3 separate regions of the Homo sapiens genome follow, and all the other regions are linked to region 3. A link is a loop called in an ENCODE intact Hi-C map of the cell type or tissue named here. Cell type or tissue: ascending aorta. All regions are shown on one strand.

What was found. A loop is a pair of places that touch in the nucleus more often than their neighbours do. Peaks named below come from ENCODE experiments on the same cell type or tissue, not always from the same donor. Only the 100,000 strongest peaks of a DNase experiment are listed, where the experiment ranks them.
Region 1: a loop joins it to region 3, with 3.0 times the contacts of the local background. A loop is called at or near these places in 2 of 110 quality-filtered maps.
Region 2: it touches region 3 in a loop (2.7-fold over the local background); 2 of 110 quality-filtered maps call a loop at or near these places.

What each region holds. Positions count from the first base shown.
Region 1 is chr2:27,822,663-27,825,162 of GRCh38, forward strand. All of the region lies in intron 7 of RBKS (ribokinase), which reads right to left. Among named protein-coding and RNA genes, the nearest start is that of MRPL33, 52 kb to the left of the region's middle. In ascending aorta, a CTCF peak has its summit at 1,114 (motif pointing left); no DNase peak of the experiment used is centred here; H3K4me3 peaks cover 634 bases; H3K27ac peaks cover 1,011 bases.
Region 2 is chr2:28,341,817-28,344,316 of GRCh38, forward strand. No RefSeq gene overlaps it. Among named protein-coding and RNA genes, the nearest start is that of BABAM2-AS2, 33 kb to the left of the region's middle. In ascending aorta, no CTCF peak of the experiment used is centred here; a DNase peak (open chromatin) is centred at 985; H3K4me3 peaks cover 1,080 bases; H3K27ac peaks cover 2,500 bases.
Region 3 is chr2:27,722,472-27,724,971 of GRCh38, forward strand. The region is part of intron 2 of LOC105374378 (a long non-coding RNA gene); the gene reads left to right. Among named protein-coding and RNA genes, the nearest start is that of LINC01460, 8.0 kb to the left of the region's middle. In ascending aorta, a CTCF peak has its summit at 994 (motif pointing right); a DNase peak (open chromatin) is centred at 1,020; H3K27ac peaks cover 2,500 bases.

The DNA.
Region 1 (2,500 bases), 100 kb after region 3:
TTATGGGACACCCATGCAGCTGGCTGCTGCTGCCTAGTGCCTCATCAGCAACTCTGAACACTATAGGACTCAAATGTGAAGGATAGAAAGAAAGGAGAATAAAGAATAGGAAAGATAAATTCCCTGTGCCCCTGGCTTTTGTTTGTTCTCAGCTTACTTACATACCCATGCGTTATTACAGAGTGAGTGATTCTTGAGAAGACAGATTTAGCCTACGGACTAAATTCTTGAGAGTGTTATTGTAGATTCCAGGACTTAACCATTTACATAAAGAAAAGCAATTTATATGTCAAGAATTTCAGTGCTTATAAAGCAGGGATAACTAATGTTATAATATATCACAGTAGCACAATAATCCTAAAATATACCATGCTTAGGTGTGTGTCTCTGACTATGGAGTGCTTACTCAGTGCAATCCCAAATGCAAGCAGGCAAACCCCCTAACATTCAGGTTGGAAGAAGAGAGGGCGGACATGCACTCTCTGTCATTTGGAGGCTGAGATTCAGATAACATATAGAAATGGGAGAAGAGACACATCTGTCATGTCTTCCAAACTGAGCTGAGGACATCTGCAGCTACTGCCACCATCTCACTCTAGTACAACGGGAAAAACAGATGTAAAAATAGAAGTGATATATTCAACTATTAACAGTGAGGCAAAACTGAATATAGCAGTCTGCAGAAGCACTGACGTAGAACGGGAAATGGCTTCTTCTAGGCAGGCTGTCTGCCTTGAGTGGACAACATGCCAACTAAAGATGTTTCCAGCACCCATGTCATCCCTGACTTTTTAATAAGGGATTAGGAGGAAGAGAAAAGCGAGAAGGTTACAAACCGACTGAGAGCAAGTAATACCCTCCTGACAGAAAAGTGAAGGAGCCCATTTGTTCAGAAGAAAATGCCTCCCTGGGAGCTCCTCACTCGCCACGTGAATTACCTTCTCTTTATCAGATTTATGAAGAGGCTGCACAGCTGTGTGCAGAACAGGTAAGAATTTTAATAATGAAAGTGCTGGATGAGAGGACGAAGACAGCATAAAAAAGATGAGGAAGATTCTAGACCCAGAAAATCACTACCCTGGTTCCTGTCAGTGTCACTGCTGCTCCACCTGGGGGATGCTGAGAGTCCATTCACGCATATTCAGCAGGGCAATTCAGTGGAGAGTCTTTATCACGAATATCCATTCATAAGTGAATTGCTTAGGTGGAGCTTTTTTGTTGTTGTTTGAAATATAATTCATGCATCATAAAATTCACTCTTTAAAGGGGTATGCTTTAGTGTTCTTTAGTATTACCCACAAGCTTGTCCGACCATTACCACTGATTCCAGAACATTTTCATCACCCCAAAGAGGAACTCCATACTCATTAGTAGTCACTCTCCATCCCCTTCCAGCAACCATCAGTTGACTTCCTGTCTCTATGGATTTATAATACCTATTCTGGATATTTCATAGAAATAAAATCATAATATATGACCTCTTATGCCTGGCTTCTTTTACTTAGTAGTATGTTTTCAAGGTGCATCCATGTCATAGCATGAATCAGTACTTCATTCCTTTTAAAAAAGAATTATTTAATAATTCACCTATTTTAACATAAATAACTCAGTGCATTTAGTATTGTCACAATGTTGTACAATCACCGACCTCTTATCTAGTTTCAAAACATTTCCATTACTCTAAAGTAAAACTCCTTACCCATTAGGCAGTTTCTCCCCATTCCTCCTCCCCCTAGTCCCTAGCAACCACCCATCTATGCTCTGTATCTATGGATTGATCTATTCTGAATATTTCATTTAAATGGAATCATATAATATGTTAACACTTTGTGTCTGGCTTCTTTCACTTAGCATAATGCTTTGGAGGTTCATCCATGTTGTTGTATGTATCAGTATTCTTTTTAATGGCTGAATAATATTCCATCGTATGGATATACCACAATTTGTTTATCCATCATCTGCTGATAAACACTGGGTTCTTTCCAATTTTTGGCTATTATGAATAATGCTGCTATGAACATTCACATACAAGTTTTTGTGGACACATGTAAGGCTTAAGTATAAATGCCCAATCCCTCTCCATTCCCATTTTCATGAGGCAAATACTTTAAATTCTTTTAGTGGTTTCTTCTGGTAATTATCTGATGTTTCTGGCAATACACTTATACTGCTTTTAGAAAACCAGTTTTAGGGTTGGGCATGGTGGCTCATTGCCTATAATCCCAGCACTCTAGGAGGCTGAAGTGGGTGGATTGCTTGAGCCCAGAAGTTTGAGACCATCTTGGGCAACATGGCAAAACCCTGTCTCTACTAAAAATATAAAAATTAGCCAGGCATGGTGGCGTGTACCTGTAGTTCCAAACACTTGGGAGACTGAGGCAGGAGGATCACCTGAGCCTGGGAGGCAGAGGTTGCAGTGAGCCAAGATGGAGCCACTGCACTCCAGCCTAGGCAACAGAGTGAGAACCTGTCTCAAAAAAAAAAAAAAGTCAATTTTAGA
Region 2 (2,500 bases), 620 kb after region 3:
GAGTGCAGTGGCACCATCTCGGCTCACTGCGACCTCCGTCTCCCAGGTTCAAGGGATTCTCCTGCCTCAGCCTCCCGAGTAGCTGGGATTACAGGCACACGGCTGTAATCCACCACGCCCGGCTAATTTTTGTATTTTTAGTAGAGACGAGGTTTCACCATGTTGGCTGGGCTGGTCTTGAACTCCTGACCTCAGGTGATCCGCCCACCTCGGCCTCCCAAAGTGCTGAGATTACAGGCAGGAGCCACCACGCCCAGCCTCAAATGATGCTCTATTAAAGCTCATTTTCTTGTGGAGACATGAACTAGAAAGAATATGAAGTTGAGGATGAGAGAGGAAAAAAAAGAGAAGGACCTTGGTTTGTACAATTTGCCAATTTCTATGGTGTAAATACTCCCCCCATGATGGACTGCAGGCCACCAATGTGAGGTCACTGGACGCAGAGTTGGGAGGAGCAGGGAGGGTCATCGTGGGAGCCTCTGCTGGAGTGAGCTGGCCCCAATGTCTGTCTTTACTTAATCTGAGTTTTGTTATCCTCATCTATAAAATGGGAATAAATATCTGCCTCCCGGGGTTGTGAGAATTAAATAAGAAAAGTACCTAGAGCACCATGTGCAGTGCTTGGCACACAGTAACATTTGACAAACAGTGGCTATTATTACCGCAGACCAGAAAAAAGATTTTCTGATGTTGACTTTGGCCTTTTTCTAAAAAGTCAGAATGTCCCTGTTAAAAAGTCCTGCCAATGAATTTGGCCTTTGGAAAAGTGACCCTGTCTGGATTACCAGGAAGACAAAATGATGAGTCATCTTGAATTTTAACGGATAAGAGATGCGATGTATTTGTGGGGGTTCCCCACCCCCCACGCTGGTCTTGCTTAAGCTCTCGGCAGGACTTCAGGCTCTGAGCAGTGCTGGAGAAGAAACAACCCACTGACCTGTTTATTCGCCCCGGCCCCTGCTTTCCCACAGGCAAGGAAATCAGAGCAGCGTGGTTCACTTTTGCCTCTGACTGGGTTTCAGTTCCTGACAGCTCCACGCTCTTGGAGTTGCGGCTGACTTGCCGGAGGGACGACTGCATTTGGTTTGCCTCTTGCTCAGGCCTATAAATACAACTATCCCAGAGCCTGCCCCAGTTCATGGGGACCAGCCTGTCCCACAGTTCCTAATGTGAATGTTAAGAACATCATCTAATGGTAATAGGACATCTCATTCTATTAATGGCATCATAGCTAATTCATTGGTGCTCGAAAAAATTAAAATACAACCTTTGCCTTTTTTTATGCATCTACGGTGCTTACGTGCAGGTCCAGTACAAACACTAACTAGAAATCGGGTGTGGGGTGCACCCATCGCCTTGTGTAATCCTCGAAACAACTAAATGAAGTAGGGGTTATTGTCTTCATTTTATAGATAAAAACATGGAACCTCAAAGGTGTTAAATAAATAACTTACCCAAGGACAGGAAGCTGGCATAATTCACTCATCACCATCCTACCTTCTCCCCCTTCCCCTCTCCTTTCTTTGCTTCCCTCCCTTCCTCTTTTTTTATTTCACAAGGAAGTGAACCAGGTCCCTCTGTTTCTTTCCACTTCTGTTATCCAGCTTCCCCAAATGAGAGCTTTATTGAGCATCTAATGTATACAGAGCCCTGATAAGACATTTACACACTGCTTTTTGCCATTTTCCCTGTGAGGAGAGGGGCTTGGAGTAGCTGGGTCTGGCCAGATCACACGAAGTGGGTGTCAAACCCTGGTCAGCTGGGTCCAAGGAATTCTGTGGGGTCACATGCAACAAACTAAAAAAGACTTGGAAGTGGTCTTCGTATATGTGGATGAGTATATCTATATGGCTACACACATATATATAAATAACTTATTTTCAGATGGCTGAGCCAGAGCCAGCCCACAGCTGGAAAAAATTAAAAAATAAAAAATAAATAAACCTGACTTCAGAATTTGTGCCATAGTCTCTGGTTAAAGTCCAAAACACACTTGGTTGAAATAACAGCCTAATATTTGAGGAAAACAAGGTGAAACAGTTGTTACAATTATTAAGGAAAATTACCGAGGTATTACCAAAGACAGCAGGGTCCGTGAACTAATTCCAGGTTGAATAGGAAGCAGTTAACTCTAAGAGGCCTAAAGAAGTGTCTTCCTTCTACAGCGTTCTTGGATTTACTCTGTCACTATTCTCTGATCCCTTTGGAGGAACCACACTTCCCAAGTCTAAGAGGTCGTGCTTGGGGTCATAATAAATCATGGGTCATCATGGCCAGAAAAGTAGCCCCACAAGCAACCCAGGGATGGCCAGAATGAGCCTCCCTGCCCCGGGCCAGCCGCCTCTGCAACACGTTGGGATGAGCCAGCCAAATGGCTTGTGGAGGGTGTGGCATACACTCATCTTCCCCCAAAACAGCCCACCACCCCCTTCTTAAAGTCCCATGGAGCAGGTCCCTCCACAGAAGGCTCCTCGTTCCAGAGAGCCTCTTTGAAACGTGC
Region 3 (2,500 bases):
GGGTCTAGGCAACGAAGGTGTGGATATTTGTTGTTTGTTCAGTGGCCTACTGTTAGGAAACAGTAGCCCCACAGCTTTGCAGAGCCTGACAAAGGCAAGAAACTGTCACATGTCTGCCCTCATTTGTAGTTTTTTCTTGTTGTTGCTGTTGTTTTGAGAAGGAGTCTCACTCTGTCACCCAGGCTGGAGTGCAGTGGCATGATCTCAGCTCACTGCAACCTCCACTTCCTGGGTTCAAATGATTCTCCTGCCTCAGCCTCCCAAATAGCTGGGATTACAGGTGTGCACCACCATGCCCGGCTAATTTTTGTATTTTTAGTAGAGATAGGGCTTCACCATGTTGGCCAGGCTGGTCTTGAACTCCTGGTCTCAAGTGATCTACCCACCTCAGCCTCTCAAAGTGCTGGGATTACAGGTCTGAGCCACCGTGCCCAGCTAATTTTTGTTTTATTATTATTATTATTATTATTTTGGAGATGGAGTCTCACTCTGTTGCCCAGACTGGAGTGCAGTGGCATGATCTTAGCCCCCTTCAACCTCTGCATCCCAGGTTCAAGTGATTCTCCTGCCTCAGCCTCCCAAGTAGCTGGGATTACAGGTGTCCGCCACCACGCCTGGCTAATTTTTGTATTTTGGTAGAGGCAGGGTTTCACCCTGTTGACCAGGCTGGTCTTGAACTCCTGACCTCAAGTGATCTGCCCGCCTCTGCCTCCCAAAGTGCTGAGATTACAGTTGTGAGCCACCACGTCCGGCCATCTGCCCTTATTTAATCCTCACCATATTGTTGTCAGGTGAACAGGGATGGCGTTTTCAGCTGTTTCCTACCCCCTTTATGATGAGTGAACTGAGGCTGAGAGAGGTGAAGCTTTGCTCGTAGTCACATATCCTAACCCATGTGAACGTTGGGGCTTCAACCCTAGCTCAGAGAAAAGTGATCAAGGATGCTGAACTCCAAGGAGCCCGGGAGTTGTGCTCCAGATGAAGTTCCTCCACTTTCACAGTAGGGGGCGAGCCTGAAGCTTTGCTTGAAGAACTGGGATGAAAAGTCCACAGTCCTGCCCTGGCCACAGGCAAAAGACAAGGCTGGCAGCTCCCACTGTGGCGCTGGGAGAGCTTCCTCTCTCTACTCCGGCCCACACATGGAGTGGGCTGTGGAGTCCTGATGAGAACCTGCTGGGGCAGCAGGTCAGGGCGCTGCACATACTCTGGGTGGGGAGGAAACCTGCAATAACCGAGAAGGCGGCTCCAGAAGCTCAGGGACCTCTCAGTTCCCCGGAGGGAACCAAGGCTTTAGTGCTGGGCACAGAGTGGGTCAGCCACACCAGAGTCTCTGTGAATGTTAAGCCAGACTTTGGAGAAGGGAGACACAGAGGTGGGTGTGGCAGAGACTGCAGATGTAAAGAGTTCTATGTGTTTATTCCACAAATATTTTCTGAGCATCCACTGTGTGCCAGACACTGTTGTAGACATCAGGGATACAGCAGTGAATAAAGCAAATATGTGCATACAGGTGTCTCATAGACAACTCGCTTGTGAGTCAGCTCATTTGTGAGTTGATTCTTTTGACCCCAGGCAATGTAATGCAAAATTCAGCCCCCTTAGCAGCTTCCAGAAAACGGTTTTTCCCCACCAAACATGGCAGGGCAGAGGGTTTTACTGAAGATTTACTGGGTCATAATGAGAGGCTGCAGTTGCTTCTCTTGTGCCACCCCCTCTGTGAATGTCAGGGTACATGACCCTTCTCCCAGCTCTCCTGACATGCAGCCAAGCTGGGGGCTCACCGCCCTCCCTCCACCTCCTGCACCCAGGCTCCCTGCCTGGCTAGCCTTTCTCCAGCAGTTTTCTCACAGACATTTAGTCTTGGGAGGGGAGGCTTTTGTCCCATTCCTGTGTCACTGTTTGGCCCTGAAGGACACAGCCTCTTTCCCCAGGGCCCCTCCTTTCTGAAATGGGGATGTTGTCCCTATGCCATTCCTACTTCTCAGAATTATTCCAGGGTGAGATGAGCTCATATCTGAGAAGGGTTACACTCAGAACTCTCTAGCACCTCGGGTCATGGCAACTGGAGACAGCATCTTGCTCTGAACCAGGCCCCAGCGTCCTACAGATGGGTGACCTGGTGTCATTATGGGAGTAAATATTGAGCTGCTCTCCTTTTATTTTGGATTGGGTATAATTTAGTACCCTGTTCTCACTCTTTTATTAATAAAATAAAACAATAAACACATACTACCATCAAAAGAACACTCACAGCCTGTGTTTATGTGTTTATGTTGTGTCTGTGTCTAAGAAGCTGCAACTGCTATGTCAATTTTTAACAAAATGAGTTTTCACTCAGTGCTGGGGGGTATGATAATTCAAAACAAAAAGGGAGGGCAGATTCTTCCACTGTGTCTTTTAGTTTTTGCTTTTTTACTCTTTTCCTTTTTCTTTCTTTTTTTTTTTTCTGTTAAAACAGAGACATTGGCCTAAGGCCTAGGCACAGAAACTAAGAGTGCCT